Linked DNA regions of Mus musculus: region 1 is linked to region 2. Evidence: chromatin loops called from intact Hi-C (ENCODE). Cell type or tissue: gastrocnemius. All regions are shown on one strand.

Evidence for each region. Peaks named below come from ENCODE experiments on the same cell type or tissue, not always from the same donor. Only the 100,000 strongest peaks of a DNase experiment are listed, where the experiment ranks them.
Region 1: a loop joins it to region 2, with 2.1 times the contacts of the local background. A loop is called at or near these places in 3 of 42 quality-filtered maps.

Annotation. Positions count from the first base shown.
Region 1 is chr4:148,983,662-148,991,661 of GRCm38, reverse strand. It overlaps Pex14 (peroxisomal biogenesis factor 14), which reads left to right. Exons shown (of 9, transcript NM_019781.3): 4 at 7,497-7,625. Among named protein-coding and RNA genes, the nearest start is that of Gm42351, 23 kb to the left of the region's middle. RefSeq lists an enhancer at 4,411-6,928. In gastrocnemius, no CTCF peak of the experiment used is centred here; no DNase peak of the experiment used is centred here; H3K4me3 peaks cover 241 bases.
Region 2 is chr4:149,032,308-149,040,307 of GRCm38, reverse strand. The region is part of intron 3 of Pex14 (peroxisomal biogenesis factor 14); the gene reads left to right. Among named protein-coding and RNA genes, the nearest start is that of Gm42351, 26 kb to the right of the region's middle. In gastrocnemius, no CTCF peak of the experiment used is centred here; a DNase peak (open chromatin) is centred at 3,501.

The DNA of each region.
Region 1 (8,000 bases), 49 kb after region 2:
TTCCAGCTTGAGAAAATACAGTGTGTCATCCTCACCTGTGATGACCAACTGTGCTTGCTCCTGGCACTTCTTGCCCTGTCTGGCTGTAACCAAGAACCCTTGATCAGTGCACAGGTCTTGTATCCTGACTATGCTTTTTGCTTTTCCTCTTTTGGGGAAATTTGTTCTAAGACTTTGCTGTTGAAGACATGTTGTGTCAGGCTCTCCAGGGTGTCCCCTCACCCTGGGGTAGTGTGGAAAGCCCCACACAGGGTGGGATGCGAGTGAGGATAGGTGAGTCACTACTCCTGTCTGTGAGGTGATCTCAGTACGTAGACCAGGCTGGCATCAACTATCACCTGTCTCTGCCTCCCTAGTATGGGGATTAAAGTCACCATGGCTGGCTTCTATGGGATTTTTGTTCATTTGTTTGTTTTTTCTTCATCTGTAAATAAAAAGGAGGGATGGAGGAAGGGAGAGAGAATGGGATAGACACCCCCACCAGAACTTCAAGGGGTTTTTTTTGTCTTTTGTTTTTTGTTTTGTTGTTTTCCTGTTCTGGTGAAATTGCTATCGTTCAAAAGGCAAACAAGGGAGTGGAGAGCGATGGCTCCGTGGTTCAGAGCTCTGACTGCTCTTCCAGAAGACCCAGGTTTAATTCCCCGAGCAGATAGCGTGGCTTGAACATTGTGTAAGTCCATTTTTCGGATCCCCCAGTGCCTTTCGCTGGTCTCCATGTATACTGTGTGCACGTGGTGTAAACATGCTTGCAGGCAAAACCCTTGCACATTTAAATAAAAAGCAGACTTAAAAACGCACACGAGGAGCTGGAAGCTCTGGCTCCGAGGTTTAGAGCACTGGCCGTTCTTATGAAGGACCTTAGACGATGGCTCTCACGCGTCTGGACCTCCAGGTCCAGTGGTTCCCAGCCCTCCTCTGTGACCTCTGCAGACCGTACATATGGCACACATATACACACTCAGGTAAAATACCCATGCATATAAAATAAATAAGTATTTTTTAAAAAAGCAAACAACTGGCTCAGTCTCTTCTGACTGGGTAAGTGTAAGTGTTGCTAACGTGTTTATTACTTGGGCTTTCCCACACATTTACAAAAACTCACCACGCCCTGGGCTTGTAAATAACTGTACCTCCCCTGGCCTGTGAAGAGGCTGCCTCAGCCTGTTGCTAAAGCCCTCCATGTCAGCGGCTGTCCTCTGTGACAGTAGCAGTCTATAAATCCTCCAGAATTGATGGCAGACATCAAAAGTAACCCTTTTTGTTTTTCCTCAGTATAGCCAGAGAGGGATTAACAGGAAAATGGGGGCCCTCTCTAGACTGTACAGATCAGAAATAGACATCATGGATGCTGACTGGAGCTCCACCCAGTCTTTCAGACGGAGGTCTCAGTGTGTGTAACACAGAGGGCAGCTCACTTCCGTCTTGTTCAGTAGGTATACTGCTCCCCAGAGGCCCTCAGTAAATTTTATAGAAAGTTCCCTCCTTATGTGAAGGCACTAAGCCTGGTGTAGCTGCTATAATTTAGGGCTCCAAGGGAGTACATCTGCCTTGTGAAATAACCTGCCAAAGTGTACAGAAACTTTTGATCTTGCTTGATCTGCCTGTGTCATAGCACTACTGGGCTCTAGGCCCTGTGACCACAGCCTGTCTGCTTTGAAATTAAAGCCTCGATTTGCATTTAGTTCACAGTTGCAATGGTCCTCTTGTGTGCTGTGTTGGTAGAGACTTGTGAGCTTGTCTGCTGATGTTCTAATGTCTGAGAGCACCACACCTGGCTGTGGCTGAGTGTTCATAGCTCCTCTGTCTCCTCAAGGACCCTCTTCCTTACACAGGGAAAGCAGCCCCGTCTTGTCTCCTGCCAGGTCTCCGAGTCTGTAAGCCGCCGGCAGTGAACTACGTGGTGCACTGGCTTCTTACTCAGTGATTTACTGGGAGAGGCGCCTGCGGGAGACCAGTGTCCTTGCGCCTTTGCTTGGTTTTCTTGCACGTTTGATATATTTAAAGGATGTATTGTCTTTATGGGTCACCGGGATAAGGAAGGGATTGGTGCAAGTTTTAATGAGAGGTCTGAGTGCTCTGTGCTGAGATGAGAATTACATTCGTGGGTAAATATCTTTCTTTCCCTGGGTGGCAGGAGGCAGTGTTTTGCTGTCTCCGAAGCAGCCTTTCTACGGAACAGTTTTCAGAAGGATACTGAGAGAGCATCCAGTTTCAAGGCATCAGCAGCAACTTTTCCTTCAGTTGTACAGACGCCAGCCATTTGAGGAGAGGGGAAAGTCTTCATCCCATTCTTGAAGTTACACATTAATATCAAGATCAGGAGAGCCAGCCCACTCCAGCTCAATTTGCATAAAAACTTTCATTCAGACTAGTGATATTTAGAACTGTTTTTCTCAAAAACTGGTCCTTGCTGCTTGGGGAATAGTTATCATCAGAGAAGGGAGCTTTGGCTTATTTGCTTAATATTTTAACCTAGCGGATTAGACAGGTTGGGGAGCTGGGGGAGGGGATAAGAGAGTGGGTGGGGCGGCCCCATAAACAAGGTGATATATAATATTTTTTTTGTTCTCCTTTTAAATAAATACCGATCAGCTTTATGTTCAGAGACAATAGGAGCCGTTGGCTTAAATTTGCAGTTTACTGTATTTATGGCTGTAATATCAAGGTGCTGCCGTCGTAATTTCATGCCCCAATGAGAAGAGCAAGGTCGAAGCAAATGCTTCCATCGGCATCTGCTAGCACACTAACTCATAAACAAGGCCCGGCTGGATCAGGTGGCACGGAATAATACAGGCTAATGAAATACAGCACAGCTTTCCATTACTGTTAGTTTTTACAGTGTCGTCATTACGTGTAATTTATGTTTAAAAAATTCAATTTTATACAAGGCACTGGGAAATAGGGGTCCACAGGTCATCCAACGACTTTTAGAGGCTCCGAGAGTCCTTATTGTACTCTACTGTTCCAACAAAATGTTAATAAAGGAAGAATACTTTTTCCCTTTCCCTCCCTGAGCCCATTCTGAGGGAGTTGATTTTTCTTTTAATTTGGGGAATATCTTTAGCCAGCTGTCTTCCTGCCTCATCTCCTCCTGGAATGTGCCAAGCAGATAACTAGTTGTGTTCTGAGAGAGGTGACCCTGCTCTGTTTCAGAGTCTTAGTTGACTCAGAAATGGAGGGGCTGTAGATGGAGGAAGATGATCTGAGTTCTGGGCCCTTCGCTGCCTCCCTGGGCTGTATGCCCCCCCTCCATTTCCTCTTGTTCTCTACAGTTTGATTATAAAGTCTGGTCCAGACTGGAAGGTACGGCCGGGGTTCATTGCCTCCCATATTTTCAAACCATTCCTAGCCCTTCGGTCTTGGTCGCTTGCCCCACACAATGCAGAGAACACTGCTGTCACCTGTCAGGTTTCTGTTTCACCTCGAGTCAGGCCCAGAGCTGTGCCCAGCAGGCACTGCAGTAAGTGTGGAGTTGCTTGATCTGAGAAGTCCTTGTGCAGCCAGCCTCACAGGAAACCATCATCCTGCCGGGAAAGGACATGGGCATCATGATCACACACGCGCGCACGCGCACGCGCGTGCACACACACATCTTTGGCTTCTGTTTGCTTTCTAATAGAAACCTTTAGGAAAAGAAAGCAGGTTGTTTATATGCTAGGATATAAAAAATAGGCAGGTGTGACTGTCCTGAGTCCAGTTCAGATGGCGTTGGAGCCCACCTCTGTGGTCACTGCAAAGCCGTTCCTTCTCTCCATTCTTTTAAATGTAGCCCTCTAGGGAGAAGAAATCTCCACAGGGGCAGCAGTGGTAACTTCCTGATGTTTGGGGAAGTAGTTTGGAGCGAACCAAGGGAATAGGAAAGGTGCTGGGGACCTTGGAGGGCTTTGCAGATTAGGCAGCCCAGGGCCTTGCAAGTCAGGGAGGATCTCTGGGCCGGCCCAGCCTCTGGCCACTGCTCTTCCTCCTAAACAGTGCTCCTGTTCTTTCCCTGAGAGGAGCGGGCAGGACTTCCTTAGTCATTCTTTCCTAGTAGTAGATGGTAGGGTGGGAACTCTAGAAGGATCACCCATGGTGGAAGGGAATTGCTGGAAGAAGATTAAAATGCCAAGTCCTAGTGGTGTCAGATAACCAGTCTACCCCTCAGCTAAGAGAAAAATGTAACCTTATCAGAATGAACTAACTCTTCCAAAGGCAGATAGATAGGGAGGGAGCAGGAGGCTTGCTTGCCGCCTGCAGAATGGCAAAGTCCTCTGCTCTCTGTTCTGTTCAGCCATTGCTCAGTCCCTTTGCGATTAGATTATTCCTCACAGATAGCAATCAACTGGAAGGAAGTGTGTGTGTCTAATTTGCATGAGATTATTTAAAACAACAACAACAAAAAAGGTCTGCATTAGTCAGGGTGATGGTAAACACCGCAGAGAGATGCCTTTATAATATAGCCGGTGCCTTCCTTGGCTTTCAGAGCCAAATATAATTCACTTACAATTGGCAGTTTCCTTTATTATTCCTTTTAACCTTTTGGATTCTGCAAGGTCTCAATCAAAGCCCTGCATTGTTTATCCTGCGGGTGTGTAGGAAAGATGGGGGTAGGGCACCTGGATGCTTATTCATGGGTCCTGTGGCAACAGTTTATCACAGAGGTAGGGTCCTCTCTGGACCAGGAGCCAGTGGCTGAGTAGATAGCGAGTCTTGATCCAGAGAGAAGTGACCGACCCCCGACTTGGTCTTCCTCCACTTAGCTCCGTAAATAGAATCCAGTGCTGCGTGAGTGAGGACTCTCAGGGAAGCAGGGCGCTGCTCTGTGAGGAATGTCTGGGGTGAGGTGAGGGTGAGGATGCACCATGCTTCTCACTCTGGCGTTGTTGAAATGTCATCCAGTTACCATTTGCAGGTCTGCCCCAGGTTGTCTGTAGCCCATGTTTCTATATCCACAGGAACTAGCATTGGCTCTTATCCACAGGTGGGGTCCAGGGTGCCATGGGAGAAAGGAGTTTAATCCCTCTCTAAACCCTGACAGCCTTGAGTGAAGTTGCCGTCTGATGCTTATAACTCTGGTTGCCTCTGTTCTCCAAGACAAGTCAGACCTAGACGGCCTTCACCCCCACCTCAGGGGAAATGGTAGGGGTAGCACTCGAAAATTATGTGTTCTCCCCCACCCCATTCTTCTTAAGAAAAATGACTCATTTATTGAAACTAAATCAAGCCCCTGCCTTTTCTGGAGAACTAGGTATATTGGAATTCCAGCCAGTGTAGAGTTATAGCACCAAATGAGAAGCAAGAGCCCGGAAGGAAGTGCCGATGGCATTGGAACCCTCACCTCACTGGTGGGCTCGGCTGAGGGAATGCAAGCTGGCTTTTATTAGGAGAATAGTCTTGGTAAAAGCTTGGGGCCAGAGGGCAGAACAGCCGGCAGAAGGTCCTGTTCCTTTAACCAGCGCCAGCTCTCGAGGCCGAGGCGCAGCCTGTAACTTGCTGTATATTTCCCCAGCGTTAAGCATTATCGTACTTGTTTATATTTGAAAGAGCCAGAAGGGAAATGAGAATGCAACTGAATGCTCCTTTTGGGAGAATTATCCTCATTTGCAGCCAGCAGCTGACAAGGCACATGATCCACCAGGTTTAGAGAATTCCGTGGTGTGCCAGTGACCAGCAGCCTGTGCTGATGTCGCAGATGCTGCTTCCTCTCCTCTGCAGTGGACTGGGAAAAGCACCGTCCTCCTTCCCGGCTTGGAGAGGAGAGCGGTGCCCCTTCCTATTTAGGAAGAGCCATCAGCAGTGACTGACAGGCGAACGAGCCCAAGAGGCACAGGCTCCGGGGATCTGTGTCCTCACTTTTACCTGGCTTGTCTGTCTGGCCTACTCCTGCTCTGGGGAGAAGAAACAACAACAAATGCATCCTGTTTGTGGCAAGCTGTGCAGGAAGTGGGGATGCCCTTGTCCTGCGCAGCCTGGGATGCTCTGCTGCTCTATCGCCTGACCTCCTTCCCTCTGGCTGGGTGAATGCCGACCCATGGCCCACGACCCACAGCAGGGCTTGCTTGCTTGCTTCTGTCTGGCTCCTGTGTGTGAAGAGGAAGTGCTGCTGCCTCGTGAAAGGAGAGAGGTCAAGGGCCATTTTGCGTAGTTGAGGCACTCCCTTGACCGTTTGCAGTGGGGCATGAAAAGTCTGAGGGATGGCTAGCATCGACTCAGGCCAATATGGTACAGGGCCGAGCTGTGCTCTAAAGCATTAATGTATACCACGTATTAGCCCCCAGGCACAGAGTGCGAGGCCCCACACTTTGAAGATGCTGATCCTCAGAACCGCCTTGTACTTCATCCACCCCCAGGGGCAAGTATACTGTGCTGTGGGCCTCTAATGGAGAGCTGCCGACCAGATGTGGAAAAGCTCTTGGCCCCGGTTTAAAAGCTCTGTGTTGTGGCTCTATTGGATATTGGGATTCCCGGAACAGCCTGGACCAGCTTGAGTTGTCTTCTGCATGCTAGCAGTGACCTCTCACCTGCTTTTCACCCTCGGCAGTAGATCTCTTTGTATACACCATTACTTCCCGAGTGGGCCCTGTAGGAATCTTGTTGCAAACCTGGGCTCTACACTTTAGTCCTATGGAGCCCTCCTCCTTTACCATCGGTCCCCCAGTCGGCCTCAGGCCCTCTGAATACCTCTCTGCTCCCAGCCTGCTAGGTTAGGAGCCTGGACTTTCACTGGCTCTCCCTTCCTTCTTGGCAAATCCTTTCCACATGCTATAACCACTGCAGATGGCGCCCTGCGATTTCCTGATGCCCTGTGTGCAGTGTAGTTTAGAGCATCAGAGGATTAAAGGGGGGTGGGGGGTGGGGGGAGGAACTAGCCAAAGGCGATCCAGGCAGCCTGGGATAGGCTGGAGCAATAGTCATCCAAGAGCGTGGGCCCGGTCTCGTTTTGCTCTGTTTTCTTGTTTTATTTTCTTCTTTACATTCTATATCCCATTCATACTAATCACAGTCAGTCCTGATTTTTCTTTTTATTTCTGCATTTGTCATAAAATAAAGCAAATTATTCCCGTCTTCGGAAACGATCTAGACTAATTAGTCGTCTCACCCAATAATTAGTTTTTTGTTTCCCTGTCTGTTTTCGTGCATTATTGTTAGTTTTTTCCCCTCTTTTTTTAACACCATTACAGATTAAAATGAGCCACATTTGCAGTTGATGGTATCTGTTTTCGGGGGAAGAATGGAGAATTGCAGTACGGAGCGACTTCAAAAGCAGCAATAAACTCAAGGATAAATTAAGGAAATTGAATGAGCCACATTTGGAAGCAGTGTTGAGGCTAATATTCTGTCGCTTAAGGTTAAATTGCGACAGAGAGAGGTTCCCAAGAATCCGAAATCGAGGAGGCAGCACACTCAAATGCAAGGCGCGCTCTGTGGCCGTCAGGGCCTGCTTGCAGAGGAAGATTTTGCTGAGGGTGGGTCGCTGGCAAGAGATACTCATGAGTGTCCTTTGCTCTTCTCTCTAGGACTGACAGACGAAGAGATTGACCTGGCTTTCCAGCAGTCGGGCACAGCTGCCGACGAGCCTTCACCCCTGGGCCCAGCTACCCCAGTGGTTCCTGTCCAGCCCCCTCACCTCACTCCGCAGCCATACAGTAAGTCACCTGTTCCAAGTCCTGCTTACCCCAGCTGGGAGTCAAGACACTGGCTAAGAGCAGTGCTCCAAAGCTCCCACCTCAGCAAATTGGGAGAACTTGGGTTTTCCATTTGATGCAAAAAGCTCATAAGGTTTTCTAGGTATAAAAACGTGGCGCACTCAAACTCATCTAGACACGGTTTTAAGTGTGTGCTAAAGGTTGCAGGGGAGCAGGAGCCGGCCGTTTGTGTTGCTTCAGACACTGTGGTCACACAGGTGATCCGCTATGCCCCTTCCATCTTATCCCCGTGGTACTGAGTGTCCGTTTCTGAGCCCACGCATGGGGTGTGAGTGGACTCTCCTTTGCCCATGGAGGTAACCTGACTACTCAGAT
Region 2 (8,000 bases):
CACTTCCCCACCGCAGGCTTTGCTGAGCAGTTTTAGTATCAGGAGCTCCATCTAATCTGTTTAATTTTAATAAATCCCTGACTGGGAGAGGGAGAGGGAGAGAGAGAGAGAGAGAGAGAGAGAGAGAGAGAGAGGAGAGACTCTGGACCAAATAATACTTCTTTTGAGTCACTTGGCTCATGTATATATATACAACCACTCTAGAGAGGCTGACTATGCAGTTATTAGTTGTTGCTCTTTGAAAAAAAAAAGAAAAGAAAGAAGGAAAGAAACCCAGTTGATTGATTAATCAGTTTACCCAGGAGTGAGTATCCACTCTGTGTCTTGCCCTGATCTCTCTCTCCACTGGGAATTCCCTGAAAGGAGAAAAGACAGAACGTGTGCTCTAACAGGGACAAGTGGGAGTGAGGCCGTGGTGGGTCAGGTGACAAGAGCCCAGAGAAGAAACAAAGCAGGGACTGGAGATGCGGGCCGGAGGAGAGGCTCTGTCCGATTTGGAAGGCTAGTGGGTGCGACTGAGTGGCCATGTGTGCACGGAGGTGTGAAGGCGTGCACGGTTGTGGGTACAGTGGTGTACCCACACTGTACCACACTGTACACTGTGGGTACAGCAGTGTAAGGTCTGGCAGGACCCTTTCTGGGCAGAGAGTTCCAAGGTTTAATCCATTGTCTGGGGAAGAAAAGCCCCTTCGTGGATTTAAACGTCACTTTTTCGCTTATACAGCCAGTATGCTTGACACCATCTATGATGAGGATGATCAAGGGGCAGCTACCCTGTCCCTCACATAGCTGTGGAAGGAGATGGTTGGGGCGCTGGAGAGGAGGGACTGAAACCCTTGCTATAAGGTCTTCTCCCAGCAAGGCCATGGCAGTGGGGGGCCTTGGGGCGCTGGCTGGGGAGAGCTCCCAGCTACCATAGCCTTGGCTTTTCCAAGCAATGTCCCTTTGGGGAATTGCAGTGGAACACTCACTTGAATTGTAATCTGACTTTCTTTCTTTCTTTCTTTTTTTAATAAACATCTCTTTCCAGAAAAAGCAAATCCAATTTTGCTTTTCTTTTAATATTATTTAATATTTAATATAGAAATTGAGGTCCCTGTTGTGCACGTCAGTTCAGTGGAAGATGAGGGTTACTCTAGGTGCATCAGCTGAGTTTGTCTTATTGTGAGACCATAGCCCCAAGCAGGGGCTGTGTTGTGCCTTTGTTACTGACAGGTGACGTGTTGGGCTCTCTGATGGACAGCGAGGAGTGGGTTGAGATGGGAGGGTGTTGTCTGAAGGGCCTGCCATCTCTGGTTTGTTGTTGTTGTTGTCGTCGTCTGCTTTGTGATCTCTTTTTAAGTCAGAATATGGAGTCATTAATGAGAAACATGAAGTTATTAGAATCATTTATCATTCTCTTTGAAGTTTGTATTGCCATTTTATGTAATTTACAGCAATTCTCCCTATTACCAGAATTTTTATTTTTTTCTTTTTTGGATGACAGAGAAAAGCAGCTGTATACCTTCAGAATATTAGAATGAGTGCTTTGTATTGTGTCCAGCTTCTTGATTCTGCAGATGACACATCGGTGGTGGGCTCAGCCACACGTGTTAGCAGCTGGACTGCATGGGTGTAAGCCCTCATGAAGCTGCTCTGTTTAGATACTTCTCTTGCCAGGCAGGCCTCAGGCCTCTCAGTAGGCCACAGCCCAGGAGGCCAGAGTGGCAGAGACACAGCAGCAGCCACAGTCCAGAGTTCTAAGGTTGGAGAGTATTATCCATGGGCTGCTGTTGATTTGATACCACAAAATGTAGGATACAAGGCAAGCCACTTCCCAACATGTTCTGTAGGATGAGTACTGGTTGGGCAAACGAGATGCCTGTGTCTGAGAGGCCAAAGGAAGATGCTGTGGAGGAGGGGACAGAGCTGTCAGTTGACTGCTCTGATGTTGCTCATAAAACCAGCATAAGCTTTTCTGCAGAACCCTTCAGAGTTGAAGGGGGGTGCTCTTTTCAGGTGGGCAGGCAAAGGGCTCCCTCCTCATCCATCCGGTACTTTCTTCTAGAAGGCAGAATGGGGCAGGCGTTCTGTTCGGAGCAAAGCTACCTCCTTGTGGACGTGAACTTGGAGAAGAAAGCATCCTGATTGGTCAGCCTTGGTGCTGGGGTAGAGGTGAAGGGCTTCTCTCTCTGGAGTCCTTTAAGGAAGAGTAAATTCTTGCACAGATTTCAATTTAACTCTCTTTTATTACTTTTCTTTTTTATCATTTACGTCCATTTCATGAGGTAGTTTGCATGTCCTTGAATGGAATCTCGTTACCATGAAAGCTTTTTTAGCATTGATTTCATAACAGTCTTAATTTAATAGCTCCGTCATTACTGAGAAGCTCTGGGAGAGGGCCTGGCTTTCCAGGTCACTGACCTTTTAATTACAAACCTTGTTCTGATGGCCAGGTTATCGACTGGACAGCTCCCAGCTTGTGCCCCAGGATGAAAAACGAAAATAACTGTTTCCTCCCCCATCTTCAGGAAAAAAAAGTAACCTCTTGTGTTTCTAAAATTAATTTTCTCCTCCAGCTTCACTTTATAATTAATTCTTTAATGTGTCTTAGTGATACCGGAAGTCTTTATGGAGTTTTTGTTCCTAGAGCTAGGGTCCAGCAGATAGCTTAGGGGCGGGGAGGGGGGAACATCTTGCCAGTACCACCCCCTGCTTGACTGCACTGAGCTGGAAGAAGTAGTGTTGGCCCTGTGAGGGGCTGTCTGGCCCTTCCGAATCTTTGTTTATGAGACGTATGTTATGTTATGGCATCAAGATTTAGATTCATTCGGTGTTTGCTGGAGTAGTTGAACCAGCTACATCACAGACATTTTTAAAGCTGTTCCTACTGAGACCCCTCCCTCCCTCCCTCCCTCCTTCCCTACCTCTCTCTCTCTCTCCCTCCCTTCCTTCCTCACTTCCTCACTTGTTTTTGTGCTGGGGTCTTGGGCAGCCTAGGCAAGTGCTTCACTACTGAGCCTCGTTTGCAGGCCCATGTGAGTGTTTTTCGTACTGTGGTTACTGTTAGTCTTAGCTTAATGGAGGAATAAGTACTCCTGACTGATGGGCTGTGCTGCACAGACTTAGTGTGAACAGGGTGGTGTAGGTTTTCTGTCACGGGCTCTAATGATGGAGACACCAGGTCTGTGCACCGTGGAACAGCAATCCCAGTTTGCCCTGCTGCTCTGCTGGTCACTGAATTTCCTGTACTGATAGCCTGGACAAACTGCAAACGTCTCTGTGTCTCTGTGGAGAGTGAGGCAGTGAGAAAGACAAAGATCAGGCATCTCAGGAGGCAGAGGAAGATGGCAAAGTGCGGAGAGGCCCTCACCATTGGCCCACAGTCGGCCGGCAGGGGAAGGCACCTTCCTCCCACTTCCTGCTTTTTTTTTTACCCTGGGCCCTACCCTGAGTGGGGTGCACCCTGCAGGTGAGTGAGGCACTGGCTGCTGGAGCAGGCAGCGCTGTGTGGCACGAGTGCCTGGTCCTGAGGATGATTGAGCATCTCCATCCATCTGTTGTGCACGGCTATCTTCCCTCCCTGCCAGTCTTGCATCTGCATATCCGTCACCTGCTGTTCTGGACCGCCTCATTCATCATGCTGACTGGTTTCTCCCCATCAATTTCCCCGCTCCCCCTTGTTATCCAAACTTGTCTTAAACTCCACAGATTTTTCTTAGGATGCAGGAGAGACCCAGGGAATTGACATGCTATGGTGTCCCATTTTGAGGGGCCACTGGCATTTGCTGTCCCAGAAGCAGAGCTGTGTAGTTTCCTATACAGAGATGCTGTGTGTAGGGCTCTTGAGGCTTTGATCAGATGCGCCCCTGAGGGCACTGGAGGGGTTCTTTTGTTATCTCCCTGCCTTCCCTGTACTGCAGAGACAAAGCTACAGTATCGACTGCCACATGTCTTGTTTACTAAAACTTAAATTTTCTTTTTACTTCTTGGAATATTAAAGATTTAGTCAGAGACTGGCAAGAAGGCTCTGAGTAAAGGAGCTTGCTGTGTAGGCCTGGTGACCTAGAACCTTCATTAAGGTAGCCGAGAGGACTGACTCCACAGAGCTGTCCTCTGACCCCACGCCAGCAGCACCAGCACCAGCACCAGGGGTGAGAAGGACATGCAGTGAGGAGTGCTGGGCCCTGGGCACTGCCCCTTTCCTCCCTGGAGGATGCTGGAGTCTCTGATGTCCAGAGCGACCTAGCGTGAAAGCATGCGCCTCGGCGTCCCTCAGTCTCACTGAGCGTGGGACTCTGGCCTTCACTGGGCTGTGCACCTTGGTGTAAGAAGCAGACAGACTTGAGTCACTGTCCTTTGGCTGCATAGTATTCCACTGTGTGCGTGCATGGCACTTTAAGAAAAGCAGACACAGGCTCGTATTTTGTTCTTTCATTCTGTCTTTGGCTGGTTCAAACAATGCCCTGTGAAGATTATGACTCATTTGTGTTGGTGTCTGTCAGTTTGTGAACGTGCTAAAAATAAGACGATTCTCATATGTGATAAGCAGGCTAATGTAGTTTTCTTGCTTAAAATTTCTAAGTTTCATAGGAAATGAGACAAAATTATATTTTGTTTTGTTTTGTTTCAAGAAAGGGTTTCTTTGTGTAGCCTTGGCTGTCCTGAAACTTGCTTAGTAGACCAGGCTGGCCTCAAACTCACAGAGATCTCCCTGCTTCTGGGTCCTGACAGCTAGGATTAAAGGCGTGCATCACCTCCCAGCTGACAAAATGATTTTCTAATACAAACATAAACGTATAACCTTACATAGAAATTATTATTGTTTTATAACAGTCTCCCTGTGTAGCTCAGCTTGGCCTAGAATTCTCTTTATAGCCCAGGCTAGCCCCACACTCATGATTCTCTTATGTTTACCAGGTGCTGGAATTACAGGTATGAATCACTCTACCTGGCTTAAAGAGATTATTATTTAAAAGGAAAAAAAAGTATAATAAATTGCTATTACTCCTCCACATGAGTTTGGATTCAGAGGGACATTTTGGTCGTTGGTTACCTAAGTAATACTTTTTTACTAAAAACTCTCTTCATGCCCTACTTTTTGAATGAATAGGCTGACAAATTTAATTAGCTGGCTACTTAGTCTGTTTGTTTGTTTGTTTATTTGAGGTTGGTTTTATGTTGCCCAGACTGGTCTTGGATTCCTGAGTGCAAGCCATCCTCCCGTCAGCCTCCAGAGTAGCTGGAGCTACAAGAGTGTGCTCTCATGTCTGCCTCAAGTTTACCTCCGTTCACAGTAAACGTTCAGACACTGAAGGATAGAATCTGTTTTCAAGTGAGGTTTGTAGACTTACTTTCTTTGGTTGTGATTGGATGTTTCTTGGGACAGTGGTCACTGGGATGCTCAGCCTTGATTTTGCACCTACTGTTTGCAGAGTGTTCTTATACACCTGCCAAGTTAGTAGACACTGGATAGGAGAAGGGGCTGGAAGTCAGCAGGCCAGGCAGTGTAAGGCTGAGTGTGAGGCTCCCAGTGGAGCTCAAGGGCCAGCATCTGTCTCTTCTCACGAGCTCCCTCAGTGCCGAGCTGGTCCTCAGTCTGAAAACCGATGCACGGCTAAGGAAGCAGATGGCTACAATGAGAAGATACCAGGATGCTCGTCCCACCTTCAGTCCCTTTTAAAGAAATTACAATTTAGTTATTCCATTCTGATGATGCAGGTTCAGAATTGTTAGCCGTCAGGCCTAGGCATCTGTGTAGTCAGAGCTCCCCCAGCCAGCAGGGTCACCACAGCTTGATTTTAACCTTAGATTGGAGGGAGGCCTGGGGATTAGAGGAAGGGGCAGGGGCAGGACATCGTTCATGATGGGAAGCTCTTCTAAGGGGATGGACTGTTAGTAAGATTGACCCATGTGGACTTCAGGCAAGGAAAGAAGTGAGGTGTGCGGCATAGGCAGCCAGGGCGTGCGCAGTGCCCGCTAGACCCGCTAGACCCACTAGACCCACTAGACCCTCTAGACCCGCTAGACTCACTGCTGTACGTATGGCTGACTGCAGTTCTGGGGCCAGGTGTGAAACTGTGGAGCAAGTTCACTCTGTGCTTAAATTAAGGTTGCCTGGCAGTTGACAAAACAGCCCCAAAAGGCTATTGAGTGCATTGTACATGAGCTGTGGAAGATCCAGGCTGGGGTGGTGGCAGGAGAAGTGCAAACCGAAATGGCAGCTTTTTGTTTTGGGTCAGGGTCTTGCTGTGTATTCAGGGCTGGCCTTGAACACCTGGTGTTACTGCCCCAGCCTTCTAGTGCTGGGATGAGGAGAATGCACTGCCCCCTCTGTTTAGAATTTATTTTTAAATGAAATTATACAGTATATACGGTTCCCACTCAGTATAATTCTTTTGAGATTTATCCATTCACTGTGTATCGGTATTTGCTGGACTATATTTGTTTACCTGCGCACTCACTAGACATTAGGGTTGTTTCAAGTTTGGGGACATTTAAGCTAAATCTGATATAAACATCCACGAGTAAGACTTTGGATTTGTGCGTTATCCCTTTTTGGGTAATTAGCTAGGGGTAGAATCGCTGGACCATGTGGTGAGAATATCTGTAACTCTGTGATTGTGTGTATGAGAGGGAGAGGCTAGTATGTGTGTATCCATGTCTGGGAGTGCACGTGTGAGCATGCTATGGTGCACATGTCGAGGCCTTGAGTCTTGTGGGAGGGAGGGTCTAGTGAGAATTCTGGAATTTTAGTTTCTTTAAAAAAAAAAAAAAAGACAACCCAATTATTATAAGAATGTGGTTTTGTTTTAACCCCGGTAATAAGGATGTGGGACTGATTGCTTCAGACTGTCTTCAGCAGCTGACCATAATTTGCCTCAAGCTCTATCAGAGGTGTGGTTTTGCCAGCTGCAGATACTTTTTATGATTGTGTGGCATTTGGAAGCATTTGGAATTCTGGGAACTTATCGGAGGGTATATAAATGTTAGAGCCCCAACATTTATATGGAGTGGATGGTTGTTGGTCATTTGGGGGATGCGGGGGCCGCTTGTAGTTTGTTTATAGTCATGCTCAAAGAAGAAACAAGAAGAAAAAGTTAGATTCAGGGGTCTCTCTCTCTCCTCTCTCCTTCCTATACTCCTTTCTAGTAATGGGGGGGGGTGAAACTGGGGGATAAAGGGTGGGCAAAGAAGAACCCACAGCTACAGGGTCACCACTGCATGTGCCAGGCTGGCTGGTCCTCAGGCTTCCAGGGGCTCCCCTGGTCCTCCCTTTAATCCCACTGTGGGAGCACTGGCATTGCAGGTGAGTACTCCCACCCCTGCAGTTCTGGAAATTTGAACTCAGGTCCTCATGTCTACTTTTGACTTGTCCCCTTGATTTTAAAGGTTACATTTAAGTGTGTGTGTGTGTGTGTGTGTGTGTGTGTGTGTGTGTGCGCGCGCGCATGCGCTTGTGCATATGACTGTGCATGTTGTGGTCAGAGGATAACTCTGGAGTCAGTTCTCTACCACCTGGTAGGTCCTGGGGATTGAACTCAGGTCATGTGAGCCTTAGCCGCAAGTACCTTTTCCTATTGAGCTACCTCTTGGGCACCCCGAGTTTCTCCTTTTAAGAAACTTCCCAACTGTTGTTTGAAGGTGGTTCTATCACTTACATTCTCGATAGTTGCGTATCAGCATTGTGAACACAGAGATCTGGAAGATGCAGGTATAAATTATCTACTTTAGCAGACCCTAAAGGCAGCTTTAGGACTGAGCAATAGGTCATGTTTGGAAAACTTGAGCTTTGGAGGCTGCAGTCGTAGTAGTTCTCAAACCTTAGGGTCAGGACACCTTTGGGGGTAGCTTATCAGATCTTTAAATTACTATCCATAACAGTGGCAAAATTACACTTATGAAGTAGCAATGAAAATAATTTACGGTTGAGGGTCACTACGACTTGAGCAACTGTGTAAAGGGTCCCAGCTTTAGGAAGGTGGAGAGCCGCTGCCATAGTGCATAGCCTGCCTGGGTTC